Linked DNA regions of Homo sapiens: all the other regions are linked to region 2. Evidence: chromatin loops called from intact Hi-C (ENCODE). Cell type or tissue: mammary epithelial cell. All regions are shown on one strand. Links, peaks and the distances in the headings refer to the core of each region. The heading gives the core; the rest is flanking DNA.

Region 1 (7,576 bases), core at 1,419-5,418, 110 kb before region 2:
ATCCAATTAGCCATCCCTTTCACCTTGGCATTTCATCAACCAGACAGGAAGCAAGTAACCTGAAGAAAAAGAGAAGCCTTTCACGGGTCCTTTGACCTGCACATTACATAGACAGTATCGGGGTCCCGCAGGGGGTACCAAATGAATTCAAAGCTTGAAACCAAATAGCCACCGGGTTCGAGCCTATCTTATTCTGGTGGTCCACTATTAACAAAAATGTAGACTGGATAAATTATATATACTACAATCAGGAGCAATTTGTCAATTATACCAGAGATGCCATAAAAGGAATAGCTGAACAGTTAGACCCAACGAGCCAGATGGCCTGGGAAACTAGAATAGCCCTTGACATGATGTTAGCTGAAAAGGGCAGACTTTGTGTCATGATCGGGGTCCAGTGTTGTACTTTTTTATTCCTAATAATACAGCCCCTGACGGGACAATCACAAAAGCCTTGCAAGGCCTTACCACCCTAGCAAGTGAATTAGCGGAAAACTCTGGAATAGACGACCCCTTTATGGGCCTGATGGAAAGGTGGTTTGGAAAATGGAAAGGACTCATGACCTCAGTCTTTACCTTCCTTGCGATTGTTACAGATGTACTCATCCTTGTGAGCTGCTGTATCATACCTTGTATTCGTGGGTTAACCCAAAGGCTCATAGAAGCAGCTCTTACAAAAACCTCCCTCACCTTTCCCCCTCTGTATTCAGATAAGCTCTTGCTCTTAGATAATCAAGAAGAACAAAAAAAAAAAAAACAAATCCTGTTGAAGAAATTTGAAGAGGAAGAACTATAAAACAGAAGAGGGGAAATGGTTGGGACAACTAAGTTGCTCTTCAAAGACTCAACTTTCTGGTCATAAGTTGTAAAAGTTGTAAATCAATCCTACCCCCCGCTCCCCCCCGCCCCACCTCTTCTTTTCACAAATGGTGGGTTTACCCTATTTGGAAAAGTTTAAGTTTTAGCCAGTCAGGATCAGCTTAGATTGTGCAGTCCAACCCCAGCCAACAGGGGAAGAACATAGAAACAGGAACTGCGTTAGTATTAAAAACTCCTTCCCGCTTTTGTTCGTTGTGCTCTTGCGATTGTAACAGGTGCAAGCAGCACTCTTCTGCAGAAGTAAAGGTGTCTTGCTGAGGAATTTTCTGTCTAAGCGTGAGTTTCTTTGGGCTACAATGAGCACTTGTTTCCAACGATAGGGAGGAGGCGGTAAATATCTGCCCTTGCGAGGGTTCCTTTCAGGCCAGGGCCTGATCCACCCGTGGGCAGTGGTAAACCCATAGAGGAGCCAGCAGAGCCCCGGAGTCACCCCGTGCCTGCTGTCTTGTGGACCCTACAATTCTCCCATTTCTTTTATACTTTTCTACTCCTTTGATTCATCCGAAGTTATTGACTCATTTACTCTCTCTCTCTCTGTCTATATACAGGTATGTATCTCATACTTGAAGGACATTTTTTCCCTTTTTTTGTTTTGTTTTTGAGAAAGGAGAGCCATATCTTTCGATGAGCCAGGTCAACTATTTACTTATTTTTGTTTTGTAATTTGTAAATTTTGTTTTTAATTTAAAGATAGGCACAAGATTGGCTGGCGCGGTGGCTCACGCCTGTAATCCCAGTACTTTGGGAGGCCGCGGCGGGGAGATCACGAGGTCAGGAGATCAAGACCATCCTGGCCAACGTGGTGAAACCCTGTCTCTATAAAATACAAACAAAATTAGCCAAGCGTGGTGGCACGCACCTATAGTCCCAGCTTCTCGGGAGGCTGACGGAGGAGAATGGTGTGAACTCGGGAAGCCGAGGTTGCAGTGAGCTGAGATTGCGCCACTGCACTCCAGCCTGGGCAACAGAGCGGGACTCCATCTCAAACAAACAAACAAAAAAAGATAGACACAAGATCATGTTTCTTATCTTTAGCACACTTCATTAACTCTGTTTCTGCATCTACCATGTGAAATAGTAGTTGTCTTTATTTGCTTTGTTGACTAGTAGAAATTTGATGGAAGATGAATGGTAAAACCAAAATTATTTTTTTACTACAGTACTTCTCGGTGGTACCTTCTCTTCTCTTTGTGCTTTACTGCCCCTCCTGCAGCTTTCCAAACCCTGAGAGATTGAGCTCTGCTGACCCAACAGGGTGTCAGCTGTTTGGGTTGCTGGACATTCTCTTGAAGATACATTGGGAAAAAGGCTTATGGGGCCATAAACTGGCAATAAAAATATGGGAGAGTAAGTTGTGGAAAGCCACAAGAGGCCTCTGAAGAGGAAAGCCTTCTTATCGCCATTATGTTCCCATGCTCTGAGTGCAACCTGCTCTCTTATCTATAAACACTGTGTTCAAGAAGAAAGACACTCCTTTGAAGCGTTGGAATGTAGACAGACGTGCAGGCTCCTAGTTAAGCCCGCTCCCACTAGCTACTCTCCAATAAGTTAAAGATACGCTGTTTGGGCACAAAGGAGATTCATTTAAACCGCTATTGCTATAGATTACGCCTGTAACACGCTGCCTCCCTTTCACCATTTCGCCCTAAATGTCTGCTTTTTGGATCTAAGTGATTGTACTCAATAAATAGTGTGGAGACCAGAGCTGGGCGCCTTTTGCAGCCTCCATTTTGCAATTGGCCCCCTGGCCCCCACTCTTTATACACTCTTAACCTGTCTCTTCTCATTCCTTTGTCGCCACCGGACTTTAGGTACCCTAAGGGTGGTATTGAGGCTGGTCCCCAACATTCTGGTGCCCAACGTGGGGCTCGAAAGAATCTGATGAAGGAATGCTCGAGCGTGTGAAACGGAGGGCTGATGGACGAAGGACTCCCGAGGACGAAAAAGTTTTTAAGCTCTGCAGGTAAGCAGGGCACTTGGAGAAAGCCAGGGACACAATGGGGAAAACTGAAAGTAAGTACACCACGTATTTGAGCTTGCTAGGGCGGCTGTTGAAGCGTGATGGCGTAAAAGTTGGTACAAAAAATCGTATGAATTAATTTCATGCTGTAGAACAATTTTGCCCTTGGTTCCCTGAACAGGGAACTTTGAAATTAAGAGATTGGGAAAGAGTTGGAAAGGACCTTTAAAAAGCACGTAGAGAAGGAAAGGAAATTCGTTTGCCTGTTTGGTCAGTTTGGTCATTGGTGCGTGCCGCACTGGAGCCATTTCAGACAAATGATGAGGCTGAGTCAGAGGAGGAGAAGGAGGAGTTTGATAATCAGGACTCTGAAACGCCTCTACCGAGTACTAGCCAAAAGGAGAGTCCGGAAGTAATTTATGCCAATCCCCCCAGTCTTCCTAAACCTATTCAGAAACTCATTCAGCTCAGGGTTCCTCAAGAGGAATGTCCGGAATGGCCACCTCCTCCTCAGCCGAGTGAGTGCAGGCGGAGGGAGCCTGAGACTCCGCTGCCGAGACTCGGCTGGCCGCGCTCATTATTGCCCGACCCGCAGTTCATTATGGAGAGGGGGTAATTCAGGTTCGCCCTGCAGTTCATTACAGTGAAGGAGCAATTTCCCTTAAAATGGATGACCCAGCGCCCTGTCTGGGTCGAACAGTGGCCTAAGGAAAAATTGGGGGCGCTTTATGAAATAGTTAAAGAACTACTAGAAAAAGGATATATTTCACCCACTTTCTCTCCTTAGAATTCCCCAATAGTTGTAATTAAGAAAAAGTCCGGTAGATGGCACATGCTGACCGACTTGCGAGTGGCCAACGCTGTAATTCAACCGATGGGAGCCTTACAACCTGGGCTCCCATCCCCCACTATGCTCCTTAAAGACTGGCTGCTCATTATTATAGATTTAAAAGACTGCCTTGTTTTACAATTCTTTTAGCAGAGGCAGATTTCGAAAAATTTGCCTTTACTGTCCCTGCCATTAAAAACAAAGAACCTGCAGCCAGATATCATTAGAAGGTTTTACTCCGGGGTATGTTAAACAGTCCCACAATCTGTCAAACTTTTGTAGGCAGAACTATCCAGCCTGTTAGAGATCAATTTCCAGATGTGTGCAGCAAAAAATAGAGATCAACCTATTCAATGTTATTCATCTTTACAAAAGGCAATTACAAACGCTGAATTGCGTATAGCACCTGACAAAATTCAAACAACCACTCCTTTTCAGTATTTGGGGATGCAAGTACAGGATACAGCCATTAAGCCTCAAAAGGTTCAAATTTAAAAAGATTATTTAAAAACCTTAAATGATTTTCAAAAATTGTTAGGAGATATTAATTGGATTCGGCCCACCTTAGGAATTCCTACTTATGCTATGTCTAATCTCTTCTCAATATTGAGGGGAAATTCCAACTTACAAAGTAACAGAGAACTAACACCGAGGCCATAAAAGAGTTAAAAGTAATTGAAGACAAAAATTCAACAAGCCCAGGTCAGTAAGATTGACTCAGACTCGCCTTTACAATTCATTGTGTTCCCTACTTCACATTCCCCAATGGGGGTTACTGTTCAAAATAATGATTTAGTTAAATGGTCTTTTTTTGCCACATAATACCATAAAAACACTCACAGTATATTTAGATCAGATGGCAATTCTAATTGGACAGGCTCGTCACGAATTGTTAAACTTTGTGGCACTGAGCCCAATAAGATTATAATTCCAATAAATAAAAATCAGGTAAAACAGGCATTTATTAACTCAGTTACATGGCAAGTTAATTTAACAGAATTTGTTGAATGTATTGATAATCATTATCCTAAAAATAAAATTTTCCAGTTTTTAAAATTAACTACATGGGTTCTTCCAAAAATTCCTTGTGATGCTCCTTTGGAAGGAGCTGTGACTGTTTTTACTGGTGGGTCTAGTAAACATTAAAAAAAGCGACAGTCTGGTGGAGACCACATAATCCAATCACTCGATCTGAATTTACTAACATTCAAAAAGCTAAGGTTATTCTGTTTAATTATTAAAGAACTTTTACAGCCTTAAGTTCGCTCTGGAGCCCAGTCTGTGTGTTCTTTTTCTTCAACTTCAGCAATTGCTAAACCAAGATACACATCCTATTTTTATTACACACATTCGAGCTCACAGCTCTCTGCCTGGCCCATTGGCTTACGGCAATAATCAAGCAGACCTTCAGGTTATGACATCACTGCTTGACCAAGTCACCCAATCACATCAATTTTCCCACCAAAATTGAAAAACTTATCTAAATAATTTCAACTTACACAGAGGCTGGCTAAGCAAATTATCCTACAATGCCCAGATTACCAGCTCACAAGCACGTCCCCTCCTTCAACAGGTGTTAACCCTAGAGGATTAGAACCTAATCCATTGTGGCAAACAGATGTTAAACACATCCCTAAATTTTGGAAACTAAGATATGTACATATATCCATTGTTACCAACATTCATCTAATTATTACACATTAAAAAAATAAAAGAAAAAAGTAAAGAAAAAAGACTAAAAGAGACAAAAATCAAAACAAGATGCAAAAAAAAAAAAAAAAGACTGTGAAAAAAACGAAGTAGAGGCCGGGAGCGGTGGCTCACGCCTGTAATCCCAGCACTTTGGGAGGCCGAGGTGGGTGGATCACGAGGTCAGGAGATCGAGACCACGGTGAAACCCCGTCTCTACTAAAAGTACAAAAAATTAGCCGGGCGCGGTGGCGGGCGCCTGTAGTCCCAGCTACTCAGGAGGCTGAGGCAGGGGAATGGCGTGAACCCGGGAGGCAGAGCTTGCAGTGAGCCAAGATCGCGCCACTGCGCTCCAGCCTGGACGACACAGCAAGACTCCATCTCAAAAAAAAAAAAAAAAAGTGGAAAAAGGGAAAAAAAATCGGCTGGGCGCGGCGGCTCATGCCTGTAATACCAGCACTTTGGGAGCCCAAGGCGGGCAGATCATGAGGTCAGAAGATCGAGATCATCCTGGCTAACATGGTGAAACCCCCGTCTCTACCAAAAATACAAAAAATTAGCCAGGCATGGTGGCAGGCGCCTGTAGTCCCATCTACTTGGGAGGCTGAGCCAGGAGAATGGCGTGAACCCAGGAGGCAGAGGTTGCAGTGAGCCGAGATCGTGCCACTGCACTCCAGACTGGGCGACAGAGCGAGACTCCATCTCAAAACAAACAAAAAAAACTAAGAAAGTTATAAAAATGTACCTTTAGTAAAAAAAAGTTATAAAACAAAAATTTAAGACATGTTAAAAATTGTCTGTGAAAGTCGTGAAAAATGTTATTAAAAAATTTATGCAAAAAAGGTTGTATAATTTTTGTTTCAAAGGTCTAAGCAGGCCGGGCGCCAGTGGCTGACGCCTGTAATCCCAGCACTTTGGGAGGCCGAGGCAGGCGGATCACGAGGTCATGAGATCGAGACCATCCCGGCTAACACGGTGAAACCCCGTCTCTATTAAAATACAAAAAAAATTAGCCAGACGTGGTGGCGGGCGCCTGCAGTCCCAGTTACTAGGGAGGCTGAGGCAGGAGAATGGCATGAACCCGGGAGGCGGAGCTTGCAGTGAGCCGAGATCGTGCCACTGCACTCCAGCCTGGGCGACAGAGTGAGACTCCATCTCAAAAAAAAAAATTAAAAAATAAAAATAAAGGTCTAAGCAAGTTTTAAAATGATAATTGTAAAAAATTATGTGTGTAAACACATTTGCTAAAGTTAAAAAGGTATCATCCACTTTTTCTATAAACTAAACATTAAAATAAAACACAAGTTTTTCTGTTTTTTTATTTTTATTGTTTTTTGAGACAGAGTAGCTGGGACTACAGGCGCCCGCCACCATGCCCAACTACATTTTTTTGTATTTTTAGTAGAGACGGGTTTCACCGTGTTAGCCAGGATGGTCTCGATCTCCTGACCTCGTGATCTGCCCGCCTCGGCCTCCCAAAGTGCTGGGATTACAGGTGTGAGCCACTGCGCCCAGCCCACGAGTTTTTCTTAAAACACTAACCTGCTCTTTAAAGATTGTAAAAAGTCTCTTAGCGCAGGCACCACCCCTAAAATTTCTAGTATCAGCCTAAAGACTATGTCCTCATCAAAGGATGAAAAGAAGAAAAAAAAATTCAAGCAAGCCTAAAAAAGACTCTACAGAAATTGCAGCCTCAACAATGTGACTTCCACAAACAACACAGGCCCCAGACATTACGCTGAAAAAACAGAAGACTAAGCCAAATAATTTATTCGTTTTTAATTATCTCATTTTGCCTACTACCTATACCTGCTACACTCTATTAAGCTCATATCTTAAATCTGCCTTTCTTCTGCCCTGTTACTTTAAAAAACACCCCCTTCTCAGCTTCTAATAACATAACTGCTTGGCTAAAATAAATTAACATACCCCGAGTGGGGTTCCTCATTAATAACATATAGTGAACTAAGATGCCAAGTAACACTACAGGTCACTTTTTGACCGGAAAAAAATGTTGCTAATTATACTCAGGTTTGTCTTCTGTTATTTACTAATGCTAGGATGCAAAGCTGAAATAAGAGCAGTGAACTCCTCACCTGAAAAACCTGTGGCTACAACAGACCGAAATTATACCTATTGGGCAGATGTCCCATTTCCATCTTTAATTAGGCCTGTCACTTGGTTGGAACCCCCGGTTGAGGTTTATGTTAATGATAGTG
Region 2 (7,576 bases), core at 2,193-6,192:
GAACTAAACAACTAACTAACTGGAATGATTCTACCAGTTTTTGTCAGCTAGCTTTAATAATTAGCCACTACAGTGCTGGCAGATTGATTACATGAATTGAATAGCCTAATGTCAGCGATGGAAACTAAGCATGGGCCCAGTAACAATGGGCTTGTCTGTTACAGGAACTTAAAAAGATCTTTTCAAAATGCAAATCTGTTCATGAGACTTCTCTGCCTAAAATCCTTCCATGGATTCCCATTGTTGGTAGGGCCAATTCAAAAATCTTTAACTTGGCCTATACATAGTAATCATAGTTCTTAGTTTAGACTCAATATAGATCAATTCATGCCTGTTAATTTTAGTGCGCCATCCTCTTTACCATCAAGTAAAGTAACCTGATTTATTTATAACAATCTACTAGAGGGTCCTGCACCATGCACATGTTCTCTCCTCCTCAGGCCTCATCTCCTACTACTTGCACATCACTCTGCAGCTCAGTCTTAATCACCAGACACACTGACGCTGTCTCAGCTCTTCTCCCCTCAGGTGTTTTGGCCATGTTGTTCTCTCTGAGGTGCAGAAAAGAAGGCCTCTGCTGGCCCTTCTCCTTGCTCTCCATTCAGCCCCTTCCTTTTCCCACCTGATTCTATCACATTCCTAAAGTCTCGCCTAACTGAGAGAAGGTGATATTCCAGAAACAAACATTCCCCAGTATGACTTCTCTACATTTTCACTGATTGTAATTCAGGAAGAAGGAGGGGTAGAAATGTGCCCAGGGTCCTATTTATGCTCAATATAGTTAAAACAAACAAGCAAGGAAAAAGAATATTGGGATCAACCCTCTAAAGCACAGGTGGACAATGGCTGTCAAAATTGCCAATGCACTACTCTTTGATGCAGCTTTTCCACATGAATGCAAGGTATCATGGCAGATATCAGAGATGGTGTATGTTCATAGATATAAAGAGTTTGCAATAGCCGATGGAAAACTAAACTAACTGCCCATTAAACTATGATATATACTAACATAATTGAATACTATACTAGTTTATTTATTTATTTATTTTTTTGAGATGAAGTCTCATTGTGTCGCCCAGGCTGGAGTGCAGTGGCACAATCTCCACTCACTGCAACCTCCACCTCCCAAGTTCAAGACCTTCTCCTGTCTCAGCCCCTTGAGTAGCTGGGATTACAGGCATGCACCACCATGCCTGGATAATTTTTGTATTTTTAGTAGAGATGGGGTTTCACCATGTTGGCCAGGCTGGTCTCCAACTACTGACCCAGATGATCCGCCCACCTCGGCCTCCCAAAGTGCGGTGATTACAGGCGTGAGCCACTGCTCCTGGCCAACTACTACACATATATTTTTTAAATTATTATACTTTAAATTCTGGGGTACATATACAGAACATGCAGGTTTGTTACATAGGTATACACGTGTATAGTATATGTAATACTATACATATTTTTAAAAGAATGAAGAAAACTTGTCTATTCTGATATGGAAAGTTTGCAAAAGTACATTGTAAGTAAAAATTTAAAAAGGCAAGGGACTTAAAAAGTGTATAAAATGCCACTATTCATGAAGAGAAAAAAGAAAACACTTGTGTAACTTTGTCTATGTATTCAAAATCTCTGGAACGATAAACAAGACATTAAAAACAATGGTAAAGCTTTTGGGAAACAATGGCTGAGTAGACAACGATTGGGTTTAACGGCCCCTGGAATGGTGACTAGAACCACATTTCTAGCATTTTTCAATACCAAGGTCTTCGAAGCGACCTTTGATTTGAGGTCACTTTAGGAATCTGAAGGAACACATAGGAAGACTCCCAAATTGAGGATCTAGACATAAGAAACCTGGGACGATCTCGATCATGGGACCATCGAGAATCAGACTCGTTGGGAATATCCTTCAAGTACCAATTTGTATGTTGTATTAGTGAGCGGCTTTTACGAAGCAAAGACTCATTAATATTTCACCGAATCTGATTCATTGTCTGCATGTATTGACTAGACATTCAGAAGGCAGCAAATATTTCCATAAATTGCTGGGCCATTAGCCACAGTTTGAAATGTTTAAGCGTCCTCTTTCAAGTCTACGAATACAGCCATTTTGCTTTGTTTTTGCGTTAAGAGGAAATTTCTCGTTATTTCTATTAAGACTCTAAAGCAACTAAGAAATTGTTCCTCCCTGTAAGACAAACAGGAATTACGTTGAAGAATTTAATACTTTCACGGAGAAGGGGCGAGGATGCGGGTGAGATGAATAACAAAAGCACAGATTTGCGGTCGGCCGGTTAGCTCAGTTGGTTAGAGCGTGCTGCTACTAATGCCAGGGTCGAGGTTTCGATCCCCGTACGGGCCTTTGGCTTTTTCCCCCCTCGAGAAATTTGGTTTTCATGCTCTAAGATGATTCAAATTAACCGTCCCCATTTCTTAACGAACCTAGAACCTAAGTTCGTTTCCGAATCATCTGAAATGCTACATCTCCCCAGGTAATAATCTTCTTCTTCTTCTTCTTCTTTTTTTAAATGTTCTTTCTGTTTCCTCCAGGAATAAGGGTTGGGGACAGAAAGCTGTTCAGAGCAGAGACCTCCAAGACTGGGAGCCTGCTTAATGAAAGGGGGGGGGGGCGGGGAAGAGTTCAAGGAGTGGAAAAATAACTGGCATTTTTTTTAAAAAAATAAAGCTTATTTGATTTCAGATTTTCCTTCCAAATTAGTCCTGAAACCTACCTTCTTTCTCAAATTGTAGAGACACAAGATAAAGAGAATAAATCCTTAGAAGGTTGTGGATATGTGTCTCTGAAAACCCTTTCGAATTTAACTGACAGACGACATTGTCCTGTGAGGAAGCTATCACTTTAAACAAGGAACACAGACTTTTTGTTTTGTTTTGTTCACAGAAACCGATTCTGTGTGTGTGTGTGTGTGTGTGTGTGTGTCTGTGTTTGTGTTTTCACATGGGCTCCTGTGTGTGTCACAAAGGGATATGCGAGGGAGAAGCAGGGAGTTTTCTTTGTGTCCGTTTGGAAGTTTACCCTGCACATATTTCTCATTGGTGAAGGGCAGTGGAAGGACCAGGGGAGCTATGCACTGTCCTGGGAAACTCCAGAGGGACCTTTGTCTACCCTTCCCCTTCTTTCCCTGAGTTGCTATCCTAGGGTTGCTGGGATCTTCCTCTAACCCAGTAGTTCAAGTGCATTTATTTCAGCTTTCTGTAAACAGCAAAGTGGCTCCCCTGTGACTTCGGTAAAATCTTTCCATAACGTGTCCTTAAAAACGCTACATGTTACCCTGGTAAAAACGATTTTTGAGAAAATAATTAGATCTATAACGAAAAGGAGTAAAGCATCTCAGGTATCTGACTCAAATTTCTCACCTGTAAAATAGAGATTATGGGTCCCATCTCACAGCGTGGTTGTGAGCCTCACAGGTAAGGTAACAATAGAAAACACTTGTCACAAAAACTGGCACACGGTAACCTGGCATACTGTGTGCCTGGCACCTGGCACACAGTCTTGTTTAACAATCTCACTTGTCTACCATTGATGAAATAGAGGCCGAGGCCCGGGGCGCCAAGCTCCTAAAGCACTTGAAAGGAGTGGTTTAGGATTAGAGGACTCCTGACAGTTGGAAGTCAACGTTTTCCATTAAGACTGTGGTGTAAAAGGTGTTGAATGTAGGCATGTGGCAGGTAAGCGTCTTCTTGACTTAATCCTCCAAGAGGAAAAGCAGAATGCACCCATCACCCAAACTATGGGGCGGAGGGAAGGAACCTAAAGTGGAGAAATAGGTCACCTATGACTTTAGGAAATGCTAGTTCAGCTTCAGGTTCCATGGTGTAATGGTTAGCACTCTGGACTCTGAATCCGGTAATCCGAGTTCAAATCTCGGTGGAACCTTGGATTTAGTCCTCTGCAGTCAAATCCCCATCGTCTCTCCACAATCTATACTGTTGCTCATACAAATCACTCGACCAAATTTTATTCCTGGTATTTCCACGTCACATCTCTTGAGCGGAGTATCTTTAGCTGCCAACCAAATAATAACTTTCTTTTTGCTGCGCACAATTTGTTCTTTGGAGAAAAAAGAGAGAAGCCTCAAAAGGAAATGCACGAGGCAGTCGCTCGAGTCCTGCTGGAACTGCAAATCAAAGTCTCCAGAAAAGATCTGCAAACAAGTGAGGAGACAATAGATAGGAGGCTAGTGAGAAGAGAGAAAGGAAATTTGGTGATAGTCACGAACAGAGAAAAGCTGGGATGGAAACTGAGGAAAGGACTTACCCACTAAATGGGTCTGGGAGAGGTGACAGTCGCCGAAGCCGAGAGAAAACTGTCCTCAGACAAGACCACAAGGGGATAGAAGCTCAACTTGTGAGGGCTGGGCAGATAGAACAGGTGACGGGAAAGATACAACTGGCGATAGTCAATAGTCAATAGAGATAGATGCTGTTTCGAGTTTGCACAAGCAAGTTTTACTTGGACAGAGAAGAGGGGGAAATGAGCTGAAAAGACTCCCTTTCCCAGGATAACAGAGTTTACTCTACGCCCTCTCCCCGCCAATCTCCCCAGCCACCAACCTCCCGCAGCGTTTCCTAGTGAGGGTTCCCTGAGCTCATTGCTGGGCGCTCAGCAACTCGGCTTTCTTGGCATTTCCGTCTGGGCATGGACAAGCTCCTGAAGAAGGGGTTTCAGAGCTCGGACCCTCTTAGACAGATTGTAGAAGTTCAGTCACCCGGAAATTGCTGGGGCGGTTTGGTTTTGGAGAGAGGCGGGGACGAAAGAAGAAAGCTGTGAGCGAGGAGAGAAGGCAGGGAATGTGAACAGGAAAAAGCTCTTGCGCTAAGGAATGTCAGAGAAGCCAGCGCCCGGTGCAGCCGAGAAGCTTAGCGACAGGGTTGCTGGGCCGGAGACCACGAGATCCTAGAGGCTACAAAGAAACATTTCCCCATATGTGTCTCCCCTACCGCGCACTAGCTCCCTATGGGATGTGAATGCTCCCTACTTCCATCTTCCCCTGCAAATCATTCTCGCCTTTTAGATAATATCTTACCGTGACAGAACAACTGGAAATGCTGGTGTCTCCAAAGTCTTCTGTAAACAAGACACAGAGATGTGTGTCTCAATTGCGTATTTTACACGATTTTATGAAGGAACTGACAAATTCCTCATTTACTTCCGACTAATAACATTCCATTTTTAACAAAACGGAACGTACATATTGGGCCATGGAAAGTTAGTGTTTTCATTTTTTTTTACAATTATTGAGACTCGTAGGAAAATTCTTGGACTTTTATCAAATATGAATACAAATACAAATATGGATATCCGTAAAGTTATATATTTTACGTCCTCCCAAATCTCCTGCTCGCCATCACTTTTATTTATTGCTAAAATTTATTTATTAAATTTAGATAAACGTAATGAGAATGTGTTGAAGATTCCACTTTAAATAATGCACCTTAAATAATCATAAAAACACCTTTTGGAAGGCTCGGACTTATTCAAAACCACAATCTACTGATCTTTTTGTTGTTAATTCCACTGAACCTTTCTTATTCCGGCTATAAGAAGTATTTATCCGCGGACAATGAATTGATGGAGAAAAAAATATTAACAGCCATTTCACTAAAAGATGCATTTCCAATGCAACTCTACTTTTCGTGTATTCTAAATTACTTACCAAAATCGTTGATTTGTGTTTGTTATTGTGTGCCACCATTGAATGTAAAGGTAATTCAAACCAGAAGAAAAACGGTGAAACTCTTGGGGATTTATGGTCAATGGACATAAAAAAAAAATTAGAGGTTTCAATTTATATAAGTATTTTCCGTTGCTGTCAGTTATGATAGCGTTTTTAAGCATAAAAATACATAATATTGGGATAAAATTCTGTGGCAGAAACAGAAAAGAAATACATTGGCAGCAGAAAAAGGATTCCCCCCACCCCACCCCGCCGCCTCAATTTTCAGCTGCTTAGCCTTCAGTAAGAAGGACTGTAAGGCCTAACATGAGATCTGAGGAATGAGTAATGAACTAAGGCAGGTGAAGTGAGGGCAAAGAGAAGAGTTAAAAGAGTGCTGAGGGTGGAAAATGAGAAGGAGAGCATGGAGCTTGGGGAGAAAAAAAATTCACTGTAGTTGGAAAGCTAGAATGGATACGGAGGAACGATGACACTCAAGACTGGACACACGGGCGCTGGGCACGATCATTAAACTGTAAAAGGTTCTCCATATGAAGGTGGAAAGAACTTGTTTTGCGTAAGAATTCTTTAAGGAGACCACAGTTTGAAGGACATTACAATACATATCAACATATCACCATAATTAAATTGCAAGTCTTCGTCAAAAGCAAGCCTTAAAGGAGTATCCCAAAAACACATTTTCCCCAGAAGGACGAGGTGGCCGAGTGGTTAAGGCGATGGACTGCTAATCCATTGTGCTCTGCACGCGTGGGTTCGAATCCCACCTTCGTCGACCGTTTTCTTTAAGAGGGTAACCAGGTTTTTGTCGCAGGTCTGAGTTGCTCTCAGAAAAGTTATATAGATTATCTACAGCTTTCCTCCTTTTGCTTCCTCTCATTTCTCTCGACCATCTATCAGTTTTATTTCCTCCTGAGGTTCAAAGGAATTCTTGAGGATCTGAGTGGAATTACTCTCCATTCTTAGATTACAATTTACTACATCCGGCACGTGGGCTGCGGGCATTGCCTGCACCTGAAGGGCTCTTAGCCAAGATGTCCGCATGGTGCAATGGATCCCTTGCTCCACTCACATAGTGCCTCATGTTGCAAAGCGAAAGAACCAAAGGCGTTGGTCAGACACTGATAACCTCTCCTTCTCCGAACAATTAACAGAAGTTTGTGTGTCACCTTCCTTTCTATTTACATATGAACGAGTAATTTGTACCTTTGCTTATTGTCCAAGTAAAGTGCTTTGGAATCTCCTGTCTTGGATTTGCTTCAAAATACTAGTTGGTGTTGGAGAGCAGCAGAGAAAACAACATTACAAAATGTTGTTAATTGTTTAAGCTGGTTGATGGGAAGTTGAATGTTCGTTATACTAAATCTTTTTACTTCCTCAAATTTTTACTAAAATGTTTTTTATATATTTTTTTTTTGGACAGAATCTTACTCTGTCGACCAGGCTGGAGTGCAGTGGCGCCATCTCGGCTCACTGCAACCTCTGCCTCCCTGGTTCAAGCGATTCTTCTGCCTCAGCCTCCCGAGTGGCTGGGACTACAGGCGCCCACCACCACGCCCAGCTAATTTTTGCATTTTTAGTAGAGGCGAGGGTCTTGCCTTTTTGGCCAGACTGGTCTCGAACTCCTGACCTCAGGTGATCCACCCACCTCGGCCTCCCACAGTGCTGGGATTACAGGCGTGAGCCATTGCGCTCAGCCTTTTTAAACTTTTCACCCGGAAATAATTTCAAACTTAAGGGAAAAAATTAAGAATAAGAATAGTATAAAGACCACCCATATACCTTTTATCAGGATTCACTTTTAACGTTCATTCTCTCTCTCTGTATGTGTTTATATCTGTGTATGTTTGTGTGTGTGTCTTCCAGAACATTTACGAGTAAATTAT
Region 3 (7,576 bases), core at 1,351-5,350, 210 kb after region 2:
CGGGAGTACTCTCATTCCAGTGCTCTTGTCCAGGTGGCACAGGAGGTTGGCTTTTTTTGCTTTTTTTTTTTTAACCAAACTCTCGTTGTACCTGAAAGTTTGCGTTCAACTCACAAAGCCCATTTTCTTGTACCTAGATAGTAATTATCCTGATTTGCATTTTCTCATGTCTATACCGTGAAAAAAAACGTTGTGATTCTGTGTAGTCGTGGCCGAGTGGTTAAGGCGATGGACTAGAAATCCATTGGGGTCTCCCCGCGCAGGTTCGAATCCTGCCGACTACGAGTTCGAGGTTTTAGATAATTAACAACAGAAAATTTAGAAGAAAGAAATTTAAGCCAACTCACGTGTTGCGAACTGAATTTGTTTGGTACTTCCCCGATCCTGAAACCCCACAACAATGGAGGGTGGAAGTTACTGAATACCTACTATTTTCATAAGATTATGGGTACCTTAATTAGCAGATACCTAGTCATTTTCCCGTTAGCGGTACCTTTGTACGGTTCTTGGGGACGCCTCTCGTTTCCCTGCCTTCCAAACCCTCCTGAAGCCTATACCTGTTACAAGTCTTGATAGTGCTTTCCTCTTCATGGAAATTTAGTCCTAGTCAGAGGTCCAAGTCTTTGGTCAATTATCAGTTTCTGTGGAATCAATGGTTCAACTGCTTTGGTCACCCGGTCTCGCTGGTTGCAAATGACTAGAAACACTGTCAGAGATCTCGACACCACCACAATCGAAAGACCAGGCTGTCCTGACAGACCCCGTCGTTTTGGCTTAGGCGGCAGATTAAAGTGTAAATTCGCCAAGTATAATCAATTTAGTAGAATACAAACTTACAGACTTAAAAAAGTGGGCAAGAATACTTAAGTTTATTAGAGGTAGTCAAAACTCGCTGACGCAGAGTTCTTCCTCGTTAGTATAGTGGTGAGTATCCCCGCCTGTCACGCGGGAGACCGGGGTTCGATTCCCCGACGGGGAGAAAAGTTGCTTTTTGCATCTTCTGCCCACTGATGGCCCCTACCTGGCTCTGAGAGCAGAGCTGCGGTGGGACCCCTCTGCCATTCCTCCTTAACTGCCAATGGACCCTCTCGACTTTCCTCACTCCTAAGACCGCTGCTCTGATCAGAGAAACATTCCAGTCAATTCTGAAACCTCAAAGTCACAGTTACTTTAAGGCCCATAGGAGAATCTAGGTTTAAATGACACAAAATGTACTCATTAAAAGTTAACGAGAATACAGTTGTCTAGCATCTGCCTCTTATTTGCATGGTCAGAAAGCTCATGTAAATGTTCAAGTCCTCCATCCTTCTAGACATCAAATCTTGGAATGAAGATATCGACAAGGCCCAGCTGGGGGCTCGTGTATGCCCCAGCTGCAATGGCTGACCTGGGCAACTCCAAACTATAGAATCCACAAGATGTCGATCAAATGTATGAGGGAAGATGACAAAGTGGCCACAGACTTTTGAGGAGATTCCCAAGTTTCAGGAGCACATGAGGAATGTCAACACTGCTGCTTTCAACAATATCTGAAGCTTCAGGCAATGTGTTAGTGAATGTATGTCAGATTTAAAATAAAAATTGAGCTACCTGAAATGGGGGGGGGGTTACTTAAAAAGCCATAGCAATCAGGACAATGTGATACTTGCTCAGGGGGTGTAAATTGGCTCAATCACTTGCGAGAATGACTTAGCATTATATATTAAATCTTGAATGTATACATGTACTGTGACTCTGTAATTCCACCCATAAGTATATCTCTCCAACAAAAATATTTATTTATATTCACTGAAATACATGTACAAGAATATTCATGGCAGCACTAGTTATAATAGCCAAACTGGAAACAATACAAATGCCTCTGTGGAGGAATTGGACTTTAAGAAGTGCCTTGACATCAGGGGCTGATTTCAAAGAGTGGAGATAGTGGAAAGTTGCCTGTCAGAGCAAGAGCAAGGGCATTTAGGGGTTGCTAAGACAGAGGAAACTCAGAATAAAAGTGGGCAAGAGGGGTGAGAACATTCCTATATTTGGCACCCTGCTAGCTTCTCTTTTGTTCCATTCCTTCAATCTCCTGGCCTTTCTCCTCTCTTCCGTTTTCTTGTTTTTCCACATCTTTTCGTCTTCTCCCTCGACCTTTTCTTCCCAACTTTATTCTGTATGAGAACCAAAGTACTGAGTGTCTGAAGTTACACTGTTTCCTGAATCTACTGTAAAGCCCAGATAAGTGTTCTTGGTCTTTGAATGTGCTGGAGAAGATAGGAAGAATAGACTGGGGCCAGAGAACTTCACCTTGAATTTTTCTAAGCTGTAAGATGAAGACATTTAACAAAATCAATAGAATAAAAATAATAAGGGCTTGGCAGCCAGAGGCTAGCTTTAACATCCACTTCCTGTGGTTTAATAAACCTTTCCCATTCTTGGGCTCTCGAATTTTTAGGCCGAGAAGATACAGTGTGTGTGGTACTGTCTACAAACCAACGAATTTATATTGAAGCTACAATCACAATCATTGTTATTGCTGCAAAACAGGTAATGCCTTGTTGCTGTTGAATGACAGTCCCTAAACTTGGGCTAACAAAACACTTAATACACTATAGGCAAAATCTTCACACACCAGACAAGCAACTTAGACTTATCTACAGAGAAAACTCGATGGAGTCTGACTTCGATTCTCAGAGCTTGTAGGTGAGGAAAAGAGAATTGCCTTCCTCAAATCAGGATTAACGTTAGGTGGTGTTTACACCACAGCAATAGATTCTCTCTTACTCGAGACACGGTTGTCTCGGATGTTGGAGGAGGAGGAAAGTAATGGACTCAGAGAAAGAGGTAAACTACAACGCAGGGTTAATAATGATGATGACAGCTAGAATGCAGAGTTCAACGCAGTGTTACCAAAGGAGATGACACAATTGTAATCCAGGAGACTCAGTTGCCTTTGGGGTGCAATTAGAAGGAAACTATTTGGGAGAAGTCAGGCTAAAACCAAACCGTAGCCGACAGGATTCGAACCTGCGCGGGGAAACCCCAATGGATTTCAAGTCCATCGCCTTAACCACTCGGCCACGACTACGCACCTGTGTAGTGCTCTTGGTTTAAGCTTTTGAAGATGTGAGCAGTGTGCCATTCTTGGGTAGTATGGTAAGTAGATACTACAGTAAAAGATGTTTTGGTGCCTGGTTACTAAGTCTAGTAACAAAGAATTTTCTAGGTGCATTAAGAGCTTCCAGCTTTTAGATGAAATAAGTCATCCATACTGAATTGGAATTCAGTTGAGAAAAGTGGAGTTCAAAGGAGCATTCTGAGACAAGAGACTTGGATTTTCTCTCCCCCTAGAACTCCACTTGCTAGTCACGGTTGATGCACCTGTTCACAGGTATTTGTGAGAAACCAGCAGAAAGGGAGTTTGGAGCTGAGGGTCTGATCCTAGTAGCTTCACAGCCTCAAATGACAATAGCACAGGAAACCTGCTAGAGGAAATTTGAAGGAATTATGACCTTGGAGTCATTTGCTTTTGCTTTCAGTATTGAATACTAAACCAGAAATATCTTCAACAGCTTTGAACTGCTTTGTCCTTTCTCTGGCTTAAAGAATTCGTTGAAACCCAATTTGAGCAGGGGTGCAGGATGAGAAGGGGCAGGGAAGACCTAGCCCTCGTGGACCCTCTGAAGAAAAAGTTGATGGGAAGGTCTCCATCCTCTCAGGAAAACTCACTCCTTTTCACCTTCCCCAGGGAGGGAAGCAGGCAGTCCCAGGAGCCAGGGGAATATGGAGAAGCTTAGATAACATGTTTTCCAAAATTTTGCAGCTTGAGAACATTGTCTGTCCCTCCTAACGTAAAAGAGCTTGTGAATGCCACATTAAATCTAGCTATATTAATACCTTTTTACCCCCTAGGATTAAAGACTGTTGGTTCAGGAAAACACTGCAGAACCAGGCTTTTATTGTTTATTCTTTAATGGGGAATCTCAGGGATTACAGCTTTGAGTTCTGGGAATTGAAATGCTTGGCCAAAGTACCACCAAGTAGATTCAGACAGACTTTCAGATACAAACGAGAGAATCTCTTTTACACCTGAGACCCTCGAACTCTCTTGCAGATACAGTTTTCCCACATGCATTTTCGTTTAGGGCAGACAAAAAGGCAGTTGCTCCTGAAGTGAATTGCATTGTGTTGCCCAGAAAGATATGTTGAAATCCTAACCTGTGGTACCTGTGAGTGTGACCTATTTGAAAACAGTCTTCGCTGATTTAATCAAGTTAAGAGAAGATCATGCTGGATTCAGGTAGGCTCTAAATCCAGTAATCCAGTGACTGCTGTCCTTATAGGAAGTGAGAAATTTAGAGACACAGACACATAGTCACTAGTTCAAAAGCTATGTTGAGAGGGAGGCAGAGACTGGAGTGATGCAATTACAAACCAAGAATGCCAAGGATTTTCTTCAACCATCAGGAGCAAGGAAAGAGGTCTCAGATTTTCCCTCAGAGCACCTAGAAAACAACCAACCCGGCCAAAATCTTAAGAATAAATCTGTCTTTTTAAGTTACCCAGTTTATAGTAATTTGTTAGGGCAGTCTTAGGAAACTAATCAGCTCCCTTACCCATGTTCTTGGAACAAGATCCTTGCTGTTGCTGCCTTAGCACTTCTCCATTCCACCAGGAAGCTCGTGCAAATGGTGACTCACTTCTTTTTTTCTTTTTCCTTGAGATGGAGTCTTGCTCTGTCGCCAGGCTTGGAGTGCAGTGGCAGGACCTTGGCTCACTGCAACCTCCAACTCCCTGGTTCAAGAGATTCTCCTGCCTCAGCCTCTCGAGTAGCTGGGATTACAGGTATGCACCACCATGTCCAGCTATTTTTTTTTCTGTATTTTTAGTTTCATCATGTTGGCCAGATGGTCTTGAACTCCTGACCTTGTGATCTGCCTGCCTCGGCCTTCCAAAGTGCTGGGATAACAGGTGTGAGCCACCGCGCCCAGCTGACTCACTTCATTTTGAAGAAAACTCACTTAGCGAAACAATCCAAACTAAAAGAAATCATTTATGTTCAAAGACACTTAGGATATTTTGTTATAATAATGAAATAATTAAAATAACAAACATTTCCAACAATGGGAGGGAAGATGATTACATAATATAGGTTATATCTACCTGGAAAAATGCTACAAAGCCAATAAAAACGATGTTTTGCAACTCTTACTAGTGGATAACAAAAATAAATAAATAAATAACAGTATTTTCGAAAAGATTGTGATAGTTCAGGCAAGAAGCATGTGATATAATGTTAAATGAAAAGAGGAGAATTTTTTAAATGCATATATTGTATAACCTCAAGTAAAATTTTTGCATTATACGTATTTGGGAGGTGTGGGAGAATACACCAATGCATTACCATTTGTGTCTGGGTTGTAGGATCATAATGGGTTTTTTTCTTTGTTTTTCTACTATGTGAAGCAAACATCATTATTCAGGTTTAAAAACGAAGGGGCAGAAATAGTATTTTATTGCTGGAACAGGGAAAAGGTAGTCCCTAGACACAAGCACTTTGATGTTACTCAGTAGTCAAACATTTGGCTCAAGTGGTCACATTGTTCAAGGGGACTTCTGGTTAAAATGGTAGTGAAACCCAGGACTTTATTTTTGCTTTCTTAAGATGCCCATAAGTTGACAGTAAAAGCAATTCAAAAATGTGTAAACCTACAATGATTAAGAGAGCATGAAAGCAAATAACAGACAGTAAAAAACATTGTTGGCTTCCCAAATTAAAGTAGCTTGATGCAATGGAAATTTCTGTCTTTTTTTTTGAGACGGAGTTTCACTCTTGTTGCCCAGGCTGGAGTGCAATGGCGCCATCTCGGCTCACCGCAACCTCCGCCTCCCGAGTTCTAGCGATTCTCCTGCCTCAGCCTCCCAAGTAGCTGGGATTACAGGCATGCGCCACCGCGCCCGGCTAATTTTTTGTAATTTTAGTAGAGACGGAGGTTTCTCCATGTTGGTCAGGCTGGTCTCAAACTCCCGACCTCAGGTGATCCGCCCGCCTCGGCCTGAGATTTATGTCTTACTCATGTAACAGTCGATTGCAGATTTTTGTGTCAGCAAAGAAAGAGGAACCTGTTTTGTGTCCTTGTGGTGATTCAAGGTTCCAGGCCTCTTCCATCTTATGAATCTATTATCCCCTAAAGCTTGGGAAAGTGCACACTTCTTAAAGGCCTGGAGAAAAACAAGCTACTTGCATTCATGATTTATTGATTATAACTAATCATATGGCCTCACTGAGGTGTAAGGAGACCTGGTAAATACAGACTTTGGCTGGGTAGCTTATTCCCACAGACAACAGTGTACTATGGAGGAGGAAACATGAATTTAGGTGGATACCACAGTTATCAACAAAATTTGGGAGACAGAAGGGAGTTGGATAAATAGTAATTGAATTAGAGTGGATAAAGCTGAAACCTAACTGTTTGCAAGGTGGGAAGCCGACAATAACGAAGCTGACATCACAGATTCCTGGAAAGGCTTAAGAGTTGGAAGAACTGGCCGGGCGCGGTGGCTCATGCCTGTAATCCCTGCCCTTTGGGAGGCCAAGGTGGGTGGATCACGAGGTCGGGAGTTCAAGACCAGCTTGACCAACATGGTGAAACCCCCGTCTCTACTAAAAATACAAAAATTAGCCAGGCGTGGTGACGTGCGCTTGTGATCCCAGCTACTTGGGAGGCTGAGGCATGAGAATCGCTTCAACCTGGGAGGCGGAGGTTGCAGTGAGCTGAGATCGTGCCATTGCACTCCAGCCTGGGGAACAGAGCAAGAGTCCATCTCAAAAACAAACAAACAAACAAACAAACAAAAAGAGTTGTTAGAATCATGTAACCTTAGGCTCATTAGTCTGTACTGCCCCTCCTTCATAGAGGGTTTATTTTGGGAAAAAAAGCTCCGGAGATGCTCTTGACTTAAGGATACCAGGTATAATTGAAATTGGGAGTGAAGCGCATGTTGAAAATTGGGAGATGGAATGAAAGTCTCTTTAGGACACCTGAAGCTCCCTTTCTGTTTCAGAAAGTATGGACAGCTAAGCTTTCTCTACCTCTAGCCCTAAACATGCAGAAGATTGAAAGATTCTGCTCCCCAAGAAAATGGACCATCATAAGAAAACTGACCCGTAGATATGGACATATCAAGGGTCTGGATTGAAATGGCCTATCATACACAATCATTCTAGAATGAGGCCTATTTATTGGCATACCATGCCCATAGTACCAATTAGGTTTAGGGGTCTACCTCCTAAATATGACTGAACTGCTATGTGCCACCAGAAATTGGAGAAAAGATAGGTACCAACGCAAACAAATGAAAGAAAGAGAGCCTGGTGGAAATAGAGATAAATAGGTAACAGAAGCAAAAAACGAAAACATCCTCAGGGAAATAAGAAAGCATTCTGTATATATGAGAATAATAAGATACTATTCTGTTATTATTATTATCATTTCAAGACGGGGTCTCATTCTGTGGCCCAGGCTGGAGTGCAGTGGTGCTGTCATAGCTCACTAAGATGCTATTACTTTTTAAAGAGCATTAAAGGGAA
Region 4 (7,576 bases), core at 1,231-5,230, 58 kb before region 2:
CGAAAATTTTTACCATAGTTAGCAGAACTCTATCGCTTCTTTAGGATTTATAAAATCTAGCCTACTAGATGCTTTTCACTATGCTAAGGATGAGATAATTATGGATGAGGAAGCTTATCCTCATGTTCATATATATATATGTATATAAAACAGCAAAAAATACATAGTGTGAGAAGCATATATACATATATATACATATGTGTAAATATACATATGTATTTATTACCAATTACCATGTATGATATATAGATATTTGCTCATTGGTAACTGATCCTAATGAATACGGTTGTTCTGTCTTGATTTTAAACTTCCCCTTACACACCCAAGCTATTTATTTCTTGTTATACGCCTTTGCATGAACACTGCGTCTGCCTTTTGTTTCAAACCTCAAGAAAGAGTCTCATTTAGGAGTAAGCGGGACTTTGAATGAATCTCACTGACAGGCTGCTAGCATGAAGAAAAAAATACTCGAGGTCACCAATATCCTGCTTAATTTTCAGTCATCGAGAAATGAACATTAGAGCGTCTTATGAGAGCAGAGAGCAGAGAACATACCAAAAAAAAAAAATGAACTGAAATAAAATTTCCCGAGAGACTGCCTGATATTTCCCCGCCCTGTGCTTCTGAAGGAATTGAAGCTTCAGGAGAAGCATTTGCTTGATTTCGAGTTGTCGGGTTTTAAACTATGTATTCTAAGAATTAGAAAGTGTAGGGGAAAATATTACCCCTCTGCCAAAGATATACCCTGACGGAACGGATAAATTTAAAGTTCATTTTAACTAATTCAAAACTGAAAAACACTCTCACTAAGCGAGTTTCCGTAGTGTAGTGGTTATCACGTTTGCCTAACACGCGAAAGGTCCCCGGTTCGAAACCGGGCAGAAACAGAGCGTAGTTTCGTTTTTTTGGTTGTTTTTTTTTTTTTTTTTTTTTTTTTTTTTTTCTTCTCTTGAGAAGGAGTCTCACTCTGTCTCCAGGCTGGAGTGCAGTGGCGCGATCCCGGCTCACTGCAACCTCCCACTCCCTGGTTCAAGCGATTCTTCTGCTTCAACCTCCCTAGTAGCTGGGATTAGAGGTACGCACCACCACGCCCAGCTAATTTTTGTATTTTTAGTAGAGACGGGAGTTTCACCATGTTGGCCAGGATAGTCTCGAGCTCCTGACCTCGTGATCCACCCGCCTCGGCCTCCCACAGTGCCGGGATTACAGGCCTGAGCCAGCGCGCCCGGCCCATAGTTGTTTTGTGAAATTCTGAATCTGTTTATATATATATATGTGTGTGTGTGTGTGTGTGTGTGTATACACACACACTATATATATGTTTTATATATATATAAACATATATATAAACATTAGTTATATATATATAAACATTATATATATATAATTTTTTTTTGAGACGGAGTTTCGCTCTTGTTGCCCAGGCTGGAGAGCAATGGCACGATCTCGGCTCACTACAACCTCCACCTCCCGGGTTCAAGCGATTCTCCTGCCTCAGCCTCCCTAGTAGCTGGGATTACAGGCATGCGCCACCACGCCCGGCTATTTTGTATTTTTAGTAGAGGCGAGGTTTCTCCATGTTGGTCAGGCTGGTCTTGAACTCCCTACCTCAGGTGATCCGCCCACCTCGGCCTTCCAAAGTGCTGGGATTACAGGCGTGAGCCACCGCGTCCGGCCCAGAACTGGTTTTCAATCAGTTCAATCTGTCAGTAACAATCGCTTCTGTGAACACACTTTTGAAAACCAATCAGTGTCTGCTCCTGGCTTCGGAAAGTGAGCTGATCAGGGATGGACTCACTCCAATAAACATACCTATGAGTGCCGACCAAACAATGGCAGTCTCTGACAAGTAACCATGCTCCCATAGATTATATCAACCTAATGAAAAAAAGATCAGCCATCTGTTCTGTTTTCAGGGACTGTGTTTTACAATATAGCTCTCCCTCGAATGAGCTTTGATTTTGTCTTTTTAAAGTATTGAGCGGTGGTTTCGTCATCCTTTGAAAATGACCCTTTGTCAGATCTGAAATGTCTAAGTTTCGTTTCTTGCTGGGATTATTTTTACCATTTATTTTTCACATCTGTAATTCTGTGTATTCTATAAAATGATATAATCTTTACAACCACTTTGTTTTGCTGTAAATGTAGACCTTGGCAGGCTTTTGCTCCTTTATATATGTTTATCAGTCAGACTGGGCAAACAAAATCCCAATGTTTGAAAACACACTCTAATGGCGAGTCTTCAACAGTCACTCCACAAATATTTACCGAATGCCTACTCTGTCTTCAGAGCCATTCTGAGACCTGGTGATCTGGAAGAAAAAAGAAAAAAATTATGTCCTCAAAGACGAAAATTCTGATGAGAACAGACTGAGAATTTAATATGAAAAAAAGGAAAGCAAAATATGTATGCATTGTTTCCCATTGTGATTATCTTAATAAAAAATATCAATTTCAACAGTGTCCAAAGATAGCTCCAGGGGTGAGCAGACCATCAGGTAGAGGAAGCACGTGACAGGCACAAGCAGACTCCATAGGCTGGATCCTGAGAAAGGGACCAAAAAAACATGGAGTTCGGATGGACAGCGGGCATCAGACACACATCCAACCCCAGTGCTACCCCCCTCTCTAACACCCTCATTTTCTTCACTAAAATTTCTGTCTTAGGGCGTCATGTCACTTGTTCCATAAGATTTTCTTTTTTCTTTCCCAAGCTCCTTTAGAGGAGTGCAAGACTGAAATGGGTAGGTGTGACTGCTGAAGAAGAAATGGCATCATTTAATTCCGACTTTAAATTGAAGAAGCTGTTATTTCCGATGTATAGCTGGATGTGAAGTGACTGCGGCAAAATCGGAGAGAGAAGGTGAGAACCCTCGTGGCCCGTACGGGGATCGAACCCGCGACCTTGGCGTTATTAGCACCACGCTCTAACCAACTGAGCTAACCGGCCACCCGGAAAACAGTTGTTCTTTCAATTTTAAAAAAGCAAAATGTTTGTTGTTTTTGTGTTTCTTTAACACTAAAGGAAATTCTTTTCCTCTCCTCAAAGGGATGTCTTTTAAAATAATTTTAATTGCGACTACGTAATATTGTTTCTTCAAACTTCTGTTGGTGTTTTGCATTTTCCCTTCCTGCACTCCCGCAGGGAAGAAGGAAAACAAAAACAAAAACAAGGACAAGGCCAAAAACTCTACCTCCAGCAGAAAGGAACTTCGCCTCTCCCGTGGGAAATGAGATTTTCTCAAACTCACCTATTCCGCCCGGAGAAAATACTACAGAGAACCATTCACGAGAGGGGCTTCCTTCCTTTTGACCTTGGGAGGGGTCCAGAGACCCGGGGGACGATCTGGGAGCAGAAGCTGGTCGTTCTGAGTTTTCCATCCAAATGGTTTGCTTATGAAATTGACTCACCACGCGGAATGGCTGGTGGATTTGGATCGCGGCATGAGGAATCCGCTCCATAATGGAAGGAAGAAAATCTCCGGCAGCTATGCCTCGCGGGTTCATAAGGACTGGAGAGTTACTCCTTCTCTCTGGCCCCCTCAAAACGCCCGGTGGTATGTCTGTTGCTCCACTACGCGTTATTATAATTAACTGCTTGTGTTACTCTTTGTGCTGTCTTGCTCTTCATTCTCCTGGTACCTCGGGTGCCCGCACAGCATGGTAAGCTGCTCAATAGTTCAATGAATGGGGAAAAGGTGTGCAGAGGTCATTTCTGCTGATTATCAAGACTTCAATTCTTCGAAGTGGAGCACGAGGATCCTCTAGGCGGCAGGCAAATGTCATCAGGAGTCTCAACGTCTTCCCCCCAAAAAACAATATTTTCAACAGAAATCAATTTACCTCCTCATTGGTGGTGGAATGGGAAGATGGTGGAGAAAGCTGTCCTTTAATAACAGCTCGGAGGTCTCCGTTCTCCAACAAAGGACTTTGTGCATACCTTTTCTCTCCCAGTTCCCGCCGCTATGGCTGTTGGAAGACTAAGGACTTCCACTCAGCCGGGCTTCGGCGCCTCTTCCTGTCCGGGCGCGGCTACGGTTCCTGGTACACATTCGCTGCGCCTCGGGCAGCCTAAGGGTGCTCAAGTTCAACAAGGTCAGCACCCAGTTCTTTTCAGACAGGGAACACACTGGCGATGCAAACAGGGTTGAGCTGGTTCAGGTATGCATGTGTTGAAATAGACAAGTCTGCGTCCTAGAGCCCTAGCAACGATCCCGAACAGGCAGCTCTTTTTCCTGGACGATTTCCCAGGAATTAAGTCTGGCTCAGCTCTAGTTTGGTGTCCGGCTCTAGTTTGGTGCCCAGCAAATAAATTTCGAGAGGAAAGAGGAATTCAGACCATTTCTGGAGTGACAATGGTATCCACGAGCGAGTGCTCTAAATTTTCGGGCCACTTGGAGGTTTCTCGGATTTCTATTTTGAGGACAAAGACGATAACGCTAGCCTCCATGACCCTGCTGAATATCTAGGAAAACCCAAGAATTCGAGGGAGGCCGTGTTGTAATATCTGGTCTGAGTGGCCCTCTTTGGATTTGGAGGCTGTTTCCAATAGACACAAGATAAAAACTGAAGATTTAACAGAGCTTAGTCGTTAGCCAAGTTGGGCCCTTAGGCTTCAAAATATTGTTACCCACCGTCCTCCCCAATTTTTTAAAACTATGTCCCCCCATACACATTTTTGACAAATTAATATGTATCTTAAGATTAAGCAGATGTTTTTCTTTGTATTATAATTATTGACATTTTTAAAAATTAAAGTGTTGCATCATTCTTGAATACGTTGAAGATCATAAATTTTGAATAATGTAATAGTTTTATGCTTAAAATTATTTTAAGTTTTCCATAGCCTACTTACCTGCAACAACAACAAAAATATATATGTACATTACAATCAATTTGGGGGATGGCGCAGGCTTTTTTTTTTTTTTTTTTTTAGACAGAGTCTCGCTCTGTCGTCCAGGCTGGAGTCCAATGACGCGATCTCAGCCCACTGCAACCTCTGCCTCCCGGGTTCAAGCGATTCTCCTGCCTCAGCCTCCTGAGTAGTTGGGATTAAAGGTGCGCGCCACCATGCCCGACTAATTTTTGTATTTTTAATAGAGACAGGGTTTCACCATGTTGGTCAGGTTGGTCTCGAACTCCTGACCTCGTGATCCACCCGCCTCAGCCTCCCAAAGTGCTGGGATTACAGGCGTGAGCCACTGCGCCTGGCCGGCTTTCATTTTTATGAGTTCCTCTGCATTGAATTATCATTAAAATTATTACTTATATACAATCAAGCATAACAATAAAAATATTATGAATTTGGAAACTAATCAGTGAGTATAAAGGTGAAAGTAATTGGATATTTATCGAAATTACACAATTGGGCTTTTATAATTAGTTCGTGTAATTGTTGATAAATAAATGTACACATTGCCATGATAAGTCATTTCAATATTAGTTTTATGCCCAATTTATAACTACTGAGAAAATGCATTTTAGTATACAAATAAATGAAAATAGATCAGATTTTGTTACACAAATGTCTCAGAATTATTTAACAGTAAGTTATTTGCCAAAAATCACATAGTAACCCACAATAAATAATTACATTTTACACTCTATGCTAGTTGAGAACTTGACTAGATTCTCCCTTAATTTGTTTAAACCAAATAATTGGAAACTTCCTGACTTGCTAAAGGATAGTTAATTAGCAATTAGAACAATTCAATTACCCGGGAAAGACTCTTCCCACCCAGGTCTTTCCAATCGTCCCTGTGTTGAAGCCCAGAGTGTTTTGCACTTTGAGCTAAAGAACCTTGGTCATACTGAGAAGAGTGAGAGAAACACGGGGTTTTTTTTGTTTGTTTGTTTTTGTTGTTGTTTGTTTTGTTTTTGAATATAAGAAAGGCCATTGAGAAAATGCACACCTTGATATCAGGAGTGTTCTCAGACAGATCAATTTTAGAAAAAAATCTATATGGTGGTTGATGATAGCGCAGTGGTGCCATCTCGGCTCACTGCATCTTCCGCCTCTCGGGTTCAAGCAATTCTCCTGCCTCAACCTCCTGAGTAGCTGGGATTACAGGCGTGCCCTACCACGCCTGGTTAAATTTTTTTTTGTATTTTTTGTAGAGATGAGGTTTCACCATGTTCGTCAGGCTGATCTCGAACTCCTGGCCTTGTGATCCTCCCGCCTCGGCCTCCCAAAGTGCTGGGATTACAGGCGTGAGCCACCGTGCCCGGCCGGATCTTGCACTTTTTAAAATTAGGTCCTCTTGTGTTCCCAAGGGTAAAATTACCCTAATTTGATAACTGCTGCAGTAGACCACTGGACCTCATTCTCTGAAAAGATACTCACCATCTATCATGTCCCACTACTTTGTGGTACCCATACTCCTTAAGGACAGGTATTATTGAGTGTTTAAGTAATTTCAGCATGGCACTTGGTTAATAAGTAGCCAAGGCATATGAAAGTCACCCCGTTATTGCCTTTGGAAATCAGAATTGAAACATGTTTGAATTTGTGCCTTTGTAATCAGTGGAGAGAACGGGACAGATGTAACTAAACTCCGAGTAACACTAGGAAGTGGAGAGAGCGGGACAGATGTAACTAAACTCTAAGTAACACTAGGAAATATATTAAGCATGCGCATTAACAGGGTAAAAGAAACCTGCTATATGAACTACATATATGTAGGATTTCGGTCAGGGTGGTGGGAGAAGTTATAAGAGAAAATTATAGGAAAAACGCAAACCTTCTTGGAACGCCAGGAGGTTTTGTAAAAGCTTTAGGAAAGGCTTATGGCTGAAGGCAGCCTGATCCTCTTACCTTGAGCTAATAGTATAAAGCAAATAACAAGGAGATGTAAAGAAACTGATCTAGATAAGTTAGTTTACTTAGGCCTCCAACCCTGGCCTTTAATCACCCGCAGGACTGCTCTCTCCAGGGAGGGTGACCATATTAATTAGCCACAAGTGTGTTGACTCAAAGCCTTTGCCATTAAATCTGTACTGAATAAATGCCCGCAGGGCCAGCTTGTCAGGGCCGGGCTGCGTAATCTTTAGAACACCCTCCTCTGTGTGTGCAAGCAGGATGCAACAACTCCTTCTGTGAACGCCCGGTCCCCTAGCCTGCTCTTTCATTGGATATCTGTGTCTGAGTGCATTTTTTCATCCGATGTTCAGTCAGGGTCTGCGGGTCGGACCCGGCACATATACAGTGTTATGTGAAAAGGCTTTTCATGATATCCCAAATCATTTCGAATTTGTGAGAAAAAAACAAAAGTCTTACTTCTGAGCACCTTTGTGAGCGTCTGCCCTGCCATGAAAATAAGTTTCAGTTAGAAGCAAGAAAATGGAGCTCACTTCTAGCTAAACATTTTAAAAGAAAAAGGACAGTAATGCATGTCAGTTGATTTGGGACTATATATATATAATTTTTTTTTTGAGATGTAGTCTCACTCTATCGCCAGACTGGAGTGCAGTTGCATGATCTCGGCTCACTGCAATCTCCGCCTCCCGGGTTCAAGTAATTCTCCTGCCTCAGCCTCCCGAGTAGCTGGGACTACAGGCGCACACCACCACGCCCAGC

The links. A loop is a pair of places that touch in the nucleus more often than their neighbours do. Peaks named below come from ENCODE experiments on the same cell type or tissue, not always from the same donor. Only the 100,000 strongest peaks of a DNase experiment are listed, where the experiment ranks them.
Region 1: a loop joins it to region 2, with 2.5 times the contacts of the local background. A loop is called at or near these places in 8 of 110 quality-filtered maps.
Region 3: it touches region 2 in a loop (2.9-fold over the local background); 4 of 110 quality-filtered maps call a loop at or near these places.
Region 4: it touches region 2 in a loop (4-fold over the local background); 16 of 110 quality-filtered maps call a loop at or near these places.

Annotation. Positions count from the first base shown.
Region 1 is chr6:27,185,345-27,192,920 of GRCh38, forward strand. No RefSeq gene overlaps it. Among named protein-coding and RNA genes, the nearest start is that of TRI-AAT5-2, 12 kb to the left of the region's middle. RefSeq lists a cis regulatory region at 2,998-3,884 and an enhancer at 3,093-3,658. In mammary epithelial cell, for the core only: a CTCF peak has its summit at 3,666 (motif pointing right); DNase peaks (open chromatin) are centred at 3,237 and 3,667; H3K4me3 peaks cover 1,303 bases; H3K27ac peaks cover 1,175 bases.
Region 2 is chr6:27,291,613-27,299,188 of GRCh38, forward strand. TRQ-CTG5-1 (tRNA-Gln (anticodon CTG) 5-1) reads left to right here and starts at 3,821; the gene lies at 3,821-3,892. TRS-GCT2-1 (tRNA-Ser (anticodon GCT) 2-1) reads left to right here and starts at 6,384; the gene lies at 6,384-6,465. It also overlaps the pseudogene TRS-ACT1-1. RefSeq lists an enhancer at 1-244. In mammary epithelial cell, for the core only: no CTCF peak of the experiment used is centred there; DNase peaks (open chromatin) are centred at 2,319, 3,869 and 4,819; H3K4me3 peaks cover 1,625 bases.
Region 3 is chr6:27,502,837-27,510,412 of GRCh38, forward strand. TRS-TGA4-1 (tRNA-Ser (anticodon TGA) 4-1) reads right to left here and starts at 3,073; the gene lies at 2,992-3,073. TRS-AGA2-4 (tRNA-Ser (anticodon AGA) 2-4) reads left to right here and starts at 203; the gene lies at 203-284. It overlaps TRD-GTC2-7 (tRNA-Asp (anticodon GTC) 2-7), which reads left to right and starts at 908; the gene lies at 908-979. RefSeq lists enhancers at 74-123, 2,806-2,885 and silencers at 924-1,043, 2,996-3,427, 3,006-3,065. In mammary epithelial cell, for the core only: no CTCF peak of the experiment used is centred there; a DNase peak (open chromatin) is centred at 2,955.
Region 4 is chr6:27,234,695-27,242,270 of GRCh38, forward strand. TRI-AAT5-3 (tRNA-Ile (anticodon AAT) 5-3) reads right to left here and starts at 2,950; the gene lies at 2,877-2,950. TRV-AAC5-1 (tRNA-Val (anticodon AAC) 5-1) reads left to right here and starts at 815; the gene lies at 815-887. RefSeq lists silencers at 779-828, 839-888 and enhancers at 2,647-2,726, 3,563-4,063, 3,727-4,016. In mammary epithelial cell, for the core only: no CTCF peak of the experiment used is centred there; a DNase peak (open chromatin) is centred at 2,867; H3K4me3 peaks cover 1,074 bases; H3K27ac peaks cover 460 bases.